2 separate regions of the Homo sapiens genome follow, and region 2 is linked to region 1. Evidence: read pairs that join two places in POLR2A ChIA-PET (ENCODE). Cell type or tissue: GM12878. All regions are shown on one strand. Links, peaks and the distances in the headings refer to the core of each region. The heading gives the core; the rest is flanking DNA.

Evidence for each region. Peaks named below come from ENCODE experiments on the same cell type or tissue, not always from the same donor. Only the 100,000 strongest peaks of a DNase experiment are listed, where the experiment ranks them.
Region 2: POLR2A ChIA-PET joins it to region 1 with 7 read pairs; 2 of 35 experiments call an interaction of 5 or more read pairs at or near these places.

What each region holds. Positions count from the first base shown.
Region 1 is chr10:97,372,367-97,376,758 of GRCh38, reverse strand. RRP12 (ribosomal RNA processing 12 homolog) reads left to right here. Exons shown (of 34, transcript NM_015179.4): 16 at 2,865-2,929; 17 at 3,022-3,184; 18 at 3,559-3,713; 19 at 3,956-4,023. Among named protein-coding and RNA genes, the nearest start is that of RRP12, 27 kb to the left of the region's middle. In GM12878, for the core only: no CTCF peak of the experiment used is centred there; no DNase peak of the experiment used is centred there.
Region 2 is chr10:97,215,540-97,219,931 of GRCh38, reverse strand. The region is part of intron 11 of ARHGAP19-SLIT1 (ARHGAP19-SLIT1 readthrough (NMD candidate)); the gene reads left to right. LOC105378447 (a long non-coding RNA gene) reads right to left here and starts at 959. Exons shown (of 3, transcript XR_946226.3): 1 at 756-959; 2 at 9-137. In GM12878, for the core only: no CTCF peak of the experiment used is centred there; a DNase peak (open chromatin) is centred at 1,791.

The sequences.
Region 1 (4,392 bases), core at 254-4,253:
ACATTCAGCAATGCCTGGAGACATTTTTGGTTGTTACCGTTGGGGGATGGGTGCTCTGGCATCTAGTGGGTAGAGGCCAGGATGCTGCTAAGCACCCTGCAATGCACAGGACGACCTCACACAACAAAGAGTACTAGGCCCAAAATGTCCACATTGTCAAGATTGAGAAACCCTGCTCTAGGGCAGTTTCCTGATTTCACACATGATCTTGTAGAATATACAGGAAGTGCTTAAAGAAGAAAGTAAGGCCAAGCGCAGTGGCTCGTGCCTGTAATCTCAGCACTTTGGGAGGCTGAAGCGGGCAGATCATGAGGTCAGGAGTTCGAGACCAGCCTAAACAACATGGAGAAACCCCGTCTCTACTAAAAATACAAAAATTAGCTGGGCATGGTGGCACGCACCTGTAATCCCAGCTACTTGGGAGGCTGAGGCAGGACAATCGTTTGCACCCAGGAAGCAGAGGTTGCAGTGAGCCGAGATGACACCACTGCACTCCAGCCTGGGAGACAGAGCGAGACTTCATCTCAAAAAAAAAAAAAAAAAAAAGAAAGTAAAAGTCATTCAGTCTTCCCACCCAGAAATTGTTACTACTCAAGTTTTTAATGTATTTTCCTTTGCTTTGTTTGGGTCGGTTTGTTTGTTTGTTTGTTTGTTTTGAGACAGAGTCTTGCTCTGTTGCCCAAGCTGGAGTGCAGTGGTGCGATCTTGGCTCACTGCAACCTCCACCTCCCAGGTTTTCAAGCAATTCTGCCTCAGCCTCCTGAGTAGCTTCGTCTACAGGCGTGTACCATCACCCCTCGCTAATTTTTTTATTTTTAGTAGAGACAAGTTTTCGCCATGTTGGCCAGGCAGGTCTCGGACTCCTGACCTCAAGTGATCCACCCGCCTTGGCCTCCCAAAGTGCTGGGATTACAGGTGTGAGCCACCATGTCTGGCTGCATTTTTTTCTGTGTAAAAATAGTATTGTATTTCTACTCTGTTGGAATTAATGTGCACATATTAGTAACTTAAAGTTTTTCCTGATATTAAAAAGGAAAAATTTGTTCTATTTTCAATAGAAATATATGCCCATCAAAGAAAATACAGATGAACCCCCAAAATGAGGGTCATTACCATCATTAATGTTACCTATAAACCCTGGCATTATTCTTAAGGCTGATGTTATGTATTCCCTTTGTCCTGGTAATACTACACGCAGGTATCTGTCCTGAGAAGATAGACAAGTGCGTACTGATTTATGTTCCTAGCAAAGACGTGCCTGACAGTATTGGCTTATACTGGCAAAAACTGTAACACATCTAGTATCTTTCTCATTAGGGTTCCAGTTAAATTAGTTATGGTAAAGCCCTACTTTTGGCCAGATGCAGCAGCTTACGCCTGTAATCCCAACACTCTGAGAGTCTGAGGCAGAAGGATTGTGTGAGGCCAAGAGTTCAAGAACAGCCTGGGCAACATAGCAAGACCCTGTCTCTATAAAAATTTTTTTTTTTTTTTTTTAGTTAGCCAGGTGTGGTAGGCTCACCTGTAGTTCCAGCTACTTGGGAGACTGAGGAAAGAGGATTTCTTGAGCCCAGAAGTTCAAGGCCAGCCTGGGCAACAGAGTGAGACCTCCGTCTCTACAAAAATATTTTTTAAGTCCCACTTTGGGATATGATGTAGGCATTATAAAGAAAGAAAGAAACCACTAGGTAGGGACAGACAAGTTTAGCAGATGGTGAGTCGAACAGACACGGTTTATATCCCAACTCCGCCGCTCCACAGTTCGTGGCTTGGGGCAGGTTTTGTTTAATTTCCCAGGGTCTGCTCCTCATCTTAAAATGGGCAAGTTTTGTGAGGATTAAATGAAAAAGTCATGTGAAGTGCTCATTACAGACTACCACATAGTACTTGCTCAGTAAATGTTACCAGCTTTATTGTCAAGTAAACAAGGTTACAGAATGCTATATATATAGTATATTCCTCCCTATGGTTTTTTTTTTTTTTTTTTGAGACAGAGTCTCGCTCCGTCACCCAGGCTGTTGTGCAATAGCACGATCTCGGCTCACTGCAAGCTCCACCTCCCGGGTTCACTCCATTCTCCTGCCTCAGCCTCCCGAGTAGCTGGGACTACAGGTGCCTGCCACCACTCCCGGCTAATTTTTTGTATTTTTAGTAGAGACGGGGTTTCACCATGTTAGCCAGGATGGTCTCAATCTCCTGACCTCATGATCTGCCCGCCTCAGCCTCCCAAAGTGCTGGGATTACAGGTGTGAGCCACTGCACCCAGCCCCTGTTTATGTTTTACAAAGTGGGCATGTGGCTGGGTGCAGTGTTGCACACCTGTAATCCCAGCACTTTGGGAGGCCGAGGCACATGGATCGCTCAAACTTAGGAATTCGAGACCAGTCTGGGCAACATGGTGAAACCCTACGTCTACAAAAAGTTAGGTGGGTGTGGTGGCATGCACGCCTGTAGTCTGCTTCTTGGGAGGCTGAGGTAGGAGGATCGCGTGAGCCTGGGAGGTCAAGGCTGCAGTGAGCCCAGATTGCGCCACTGTATTCCAGCCTAGGCCACAAAGTGAGACCCTGTCTCAAACAAAACAAACAAACAAAAAAAATTGGGCATGTGTTTAAAGAAGTATAAAAAAGTAACAAGAAACAGAGGCTATCTCTGGGGGAGTAAGAGTATGGAGAGACGTTTGCTTTCTGTTTATTATAGGTTCATTTGAGTATTTTAGAATGAACAAGTATGATTTAATTCATGGAGATGGGGGGAAGTCACCCATATTCCTGTCCTCATCATTGGGCTTTTGGTTTGGTTTGGTAAATAAGGCTGTTGGCCAGGAGGGTGCTGGGCTCACACTCTGTCCCTCTGTCACACTGCAGCCATGGACCTGGCTCAGGCAGGCAGCACAGTGGAATCTAAGATCTACGACACACTCCAGTGGCAGGTAAGGGTCAGCTGGGGGAGGGCGTGGGGAGAAGCACACAGGGGCACAGGTGGCTGCGTGTCACCTTCCTTTATTGTCCCCTCCTTCTCCAGATGTGGACACTCCTGCCTGGGTTCTGCACAAGGCCTACAGATGTGGCCATCTCCTTCAAAGGGCTGGCACGGACGCTGGGCATGGCCATCAGCGAGCGTCCAGACCTGAGGGTCACCGTGTGCCAGGCCCTGCGCACCCTCATCACCAAGGGCTGCCAGGCAGGTACGTGTGGGCTGTGGGAGTGGGGGCTGGGGAGGATGACACAGGTCCCTGGCCCCATCCCCTGGCTTGCTACACTCCTTGCCAGGCAGAGCCACAGAAACTCACCTCTGGAGCTCATCCTTTGCTGCTTCTGCTGCAGACCCCAGGGGATAACTTTGCTGGCTCCCTGGGGTTGGAGCCATCGAGGACCATGGGCCACTGGGGCACCAGGCTCTCCATGCCCTGGCTCAGCTTCTGCCACAGAGAGCCCCAAACCCATGGATTCCAAGTCCTGCCAGCTCCCCCAAGAGAGGGCCTCTGGGCCACAGCCCCAGCAGCCACTGAGGCACAGTCAGCTCCTGTGCCTTTAGTGCAAACTTTGATCCTTTTACCAGAGGCTGACCGTGCTGAAGTGAGTCGCTTTGCCAAGAACTTTCTGCCGATCCTCTTCAACCTGTATGGGCAGCCCGTGGCAGCCGGGGACACTCCAGCCCCTCGCCGGGCTGTGCTGGAAACCATCAGAACTTACCTCACCATCACTGACACTCAGGTGAGCCACGGAAGGGAGGGAAGGAGGGAGGAGGGGAGCTCTCAGGTGGGCAGGGTCAGAGAGGCCGAGACCCTACCCACCAGGGCTCACGTGGGTCTCTGTGTTTTGGAGCACATACCAGCAGTCATGGCTTGGGCAGGGCTGGGGGCTGATGGGGAGGCCGCTCTGGGACTGCTGCCATTGCTGCTTTCTTTCGCTCCTCCCCAATGACTCTCTTCTCCTCATTCCCTCGGGGCCACAAGTTGGTGAACAGTCTCCTGGAAAAAGCCAGTGAGAAGGTGCTCGACCCTGCCAGCTCTGACTTTACCAGGTAACATGCTCAGGGCCTCCCACTTGAGCTGGAGCAGCCCAGGGAGCTGGAGGGTGCATCTGGCAGAAGCACTGTGGGTTCCCTCTTGCATTATTTAAGGAAGCCTTGAAGTATTAACTCTCCAGGCTGTGCTGAGAGGCTGTGCTGACTAGTTCCTTCTTCCTGGAGAGGCCATTTAGTCTGGTAGGGAGGAACAAGGACCCAGGAGATACACTGCCCAGGTTCTGATCCCAGCCCCGTCACTCATGGGCTGTGTGACCTTGGACAAATTACTTATCCATTCTGCCTCTAAGGCCTCATCTGTAAAATGGGCACGATAATAGTTCTTGCAACAAGGTTGCTATGAGGATTGAAGGAGTTAGCAGGTGT
Region 2 (4,392 bases), core at 251-4,250, 160 kb after region 1:
GTTCCTACCTGTATTCCTGATTTTGAGGGGTTCAGGGAATGGGAATGGTGAAGACTGCTGAACCCCAGGCCAGAGGGTATGGTGTAGAGGACGTCATGCTTGCTGAGATGCTTCAAGGCCCAGCCTCTTGATTTTCACTATAAAAAAAAAAAAAAAAAAGGAAGAAAAATTGAAGTTGAGCAATGACCAAGTCTTGGTTCAAATTGATCATTAATATCTAATCCTTTATCATCAGCATCCAGTGCCCAGAACCTGAGTGTTCTATCCTAGAATCGGGATTAGGGTGAGTAGCTGGGGCCACTGGTGTCATGCTAGCTCTCCTCTTTTATTCTCAGAAATAGGTTGTTTTTATTTTCAATGCCTTAGTATTGAGGAGTGCTTATTTCAATTGAACCATATCTGTGGGCAAAAGAGAAAAGAAACAGGCTGTCTAAAAATCATGAGCCCAAGGGGCAAAGAAACCAAAAAAGTGGGGCCAGTGGGCTAGAAAAGAGCTGTAATTCAAACTAACAAGGTACACAGTTGACCCTCGAACAGTGCTGGGGTTAGAGGCACCAACCCCCATACAGTCGAAAAATCCACATATAACTTTTGGCTTCCCCAAAACTTAACTACTAATAGCCCTATGGATAACATAAAGTCAATTAACACATGCTTTGTATGTTACATGTATTTCATATAGTATTCTTATAATAAAGTAAGTTAGAGAAAAGAAAGTGTTAAGAAAATCCTAAGGAAGGGAAAAATAAATTTACTATTCATTAAGTGGAAGTGGATCATCATAAAGGCCTTCATCCTCATCATCTTCACATTGAGTAGGTTGAGGAGGAAGAGGAGGGGTTGGTCTTGCTATCTCAGGAGTGGCAGAGATGGAAGAAAATCTGCTTGTAAGTGGACCTGTGGAGTTCAAACCCATGTTTTTCAACTGTACATGGTCCAGGGCATGCATATATATATATATATATATATATATATATATATATATATATACACACACACACACACACACACACACACACACACACACACACACACATATATACACACACACACCGACCTTGGGGGAAATGTCAGTTTTCCACATGGACACAGCTGGGGCTCTCTTGACTCATGGCAATTGCAAATTTAAGGTTGCAGTTGAGGCTAGGCACCATGGCTCACACCTGTAAACCCAGCACTTTGGGAGGCTGAGGCAGGCAGATCACTTGAGCTCAGGAGTTCGAGACCAACCTGGGCAACAAGGTGAAGCCCTGTCTCTACTAAAAATACACACACACACACACACACACACACACACACAATAGCTGGGCGTGGTGGTGTGTGCCTGTGGTGCTAGCTACCCAGGAGGCTGAGGTGGAAGGGTCACTTGGGCCCAGCAGGTGGAGGCTGCAGTGAGCCAAGATCATGCCACTGCACTCCAGCCTGGCTGACAGAGTGAGACCTTGTCTTAAAAAAAAAAAAAAAAAAAAAGGTTGCAGTTGAGATCAGCTCAGAGGGGAAAATTAAAGCCCTCAAAGGAAAAATGTGAATATGATATACATGGATATATTCTAAACATTATATCTAATTATAAAGAATGAATCACAAAATTAAGCATCTTAAATATAGGCATGAAAAAATAACCCTCAACCAGGAAGCTGCAGCTCTGTCAGATTGCATCATTTGAGAACCAAGAAAAGCAAGTTAGCATACTAAGCATGAGAGAAGCAGAGGTTATTCCTCTGATGCAGTTAAATATTACTCATTTCCTTCCTTCCCTCCTTTCATTCTTTTTTTTTTAGAGATGGGGATCTCAATATGTTACCCAGGCTGGAGACAGGAGTTCAGTGGTTATTCGGTGGCTAGTTCAGGTTCTGTGATCACACCCGTGAATAGCCACTTCTGGGCTCAAGTGATCCTCCCTTAGTCCCCTGAGTAGCTGGGACTACAGGCACACACCACCATGCCCAGCAATATTCTGTTTATTTTTATAGCTGTGTTAAGGGAGATCCTTACATGAGCAGAAGATTCTATCCAGGGAACTGAAACTGTTGCAGTGGAAACACTATCCTTTTTAGAAAGTGGCATTCTTTGGAAGATATATCCAACCTCAATCTCTCCCATTGGGATTGTGTTGTATTTGATGAGCTAGGAAGTTTCAACCTAAAAGCAAACATCAGTTCCATTAAAAAAAACTCATTTGTGTTTTATTTGCTCTCAGCTCAATTAAAAAAAAACTAAGAATTATTTACTAGTCATTCTCTACATAATCACATTTCTTAGTCTCACAGTAGAAGCTTCTAGAAATAAGAGGCTGTGGTCTCATTCAACTAAGTTCCACTGGTTCACTTGAAGGGCTGAACATAATAGTTCAGACCCACATGACATTCACAGTGGATGGTGAAAATGGGTTTGATGGTTGGTGCCAGAGGAAGGAAACCACACCAGGAACCACAGCCGTGGAGTCTGGATTCAGTTACTCTGTCTACATGTGAATGTATGAGAACTGTAAGTATTAGGTTGGTGCAAAAGTATGTGGCATTTTAATGGCAAAAGCCACAATTACTTTTGCACCGACCTATTACATAATCTTGCTAAGTTTCAACGTATCTGTAAAATACAGATATTGACAACCACTCTACTTCTCCATATAATGTACTCTGAAATCCAGACAAGATCATGTATTAAAAAGAGCTTTATAAATTGTAAATCCCTGTGGAGTGTGTACATGTGTACATGTGGCAAATAACCTAAGAAAGTTCTCAAAAACCAGTATAGCTTTTCACCCCATTTGAAGTTGTTAACATCCTAGAGTCTATTGTGTGTCCAGCCTGAATGAAAAGACATTTCTTGACACTAAAAAATTAATGAAAATTGTGAGCCCAGAAGCCATTCCTCAGCACTCATGTTCAGAAGTGGGGATCGCTGATGGGAGCCCCTTCTGCCCACGTACTTCCCTTTTTCCAGCAGGGCCTCTAAGGAGTTCAAATTTCTTGTGAATGAAAAACTAATTTATTGAGTACTTACTATCTACTGAGCTCTGTGCTAGCCAATTAATTCATTGTTTCATTAAACTCATACATCTCTGTGAGGTATTGTATTTGTCTGTTTTCACACTGCTATCAAGAACCACCTGAGACTGGGTAATTTATAAGGAAAGGAGGTTTAATTGAATCTCAGTTCTGCATGGCTGGGAAGGCCTCAGGAAACACAATTATGGTGGAAGGCGAAGGGGAAGCAAGGCATGTCTTACATGGCAGCAGAAGGGGGCCAGGGGACTGCCACACACTTTTAAACCATCAGATCTTGGCTGGGTGCAGTGGCTTATGCCTATAATCCCAGCACTCTGGGAGGCTAAGGTGGGCGGATCATGTGTGGCCAGAGTTTGAGACCAGCTGGGCCAACATGGTGAAACTCTGTCTCTACTAAAAATACAAAAATTATTCAGGCGTGGTGGCACATGCCTGTAATCCCAGCTACTCTGGAGGCTGAGGCACGAGAATCACTTGAGCTTGGGAGGTGGAGGTTGCAGTGAGCTAAGATCACGCCGCTGCACCCCAGCCTGGGCAACAGGGTGAGACTCTATCTCAAAAAAAAAAAAAAAAAAAAAGATCAGATCTTGTGAGAACTCTCTCACTATCAGGAGAACAGCATGGGGGAAACCACTCCCAAGATCCAATCACCTCCCACCGTGTCCTGCCCCTGACCTGTGGGGATTACAATTCGACATAAGATTTGGGTGGGACACAAAGCCAAACCATATCAGGTACTGTTATCTCCAATTGTATAGAAGACACATATGAATAGTTTGATAACTTATGTTGTCAGTTACAAAGAAACGTAGCTGACAAAGTGGCCAACCTAACATCCAGGGCTGCTGGACTCCCAGGACTATGGTGTTAGGCAGGGGTTACAAAACCCAATATCTATAGGAGCCAGGAAGGTCATGTAAGGTAATGAGAACCACAAGTGCTTCAAGATATTTAAGAACGCCATGGAAGCCAAACCCGACCCCTCTGCAGCCTGCATTTGGCCCAGGAGCCCAGCTGGCATCCTCTGCATGGCGCTGGGCTGCTCGGCTCCTGACTGCTTGCTGATCTGCACAGGACACTCCCAGAGCCTCTCAGTGGTGGCTCCCAGAGGACAGCAAGAAGCGCGCCTTCCGGGAAGAGGATAAATGGCATTCGGACGCAGGAGGGCATCCACTCACTTACCTCCGCCAACACTCCCCACGCCCTGCAGGAACTGCTTAGGGAGGGTCTGTCCTCATTTCTCTGCTCTTCTGCATGCCCTGCCTAATGCGTTCGTCTCTGGCCACAGGTGCATATTAAGCACTGGAAACGTGGCCCATCTGAACTGAGATGTGCTGTGCGAAATAACAGAATTCAAAGATGTAGGAAGAAAAAAGGAATA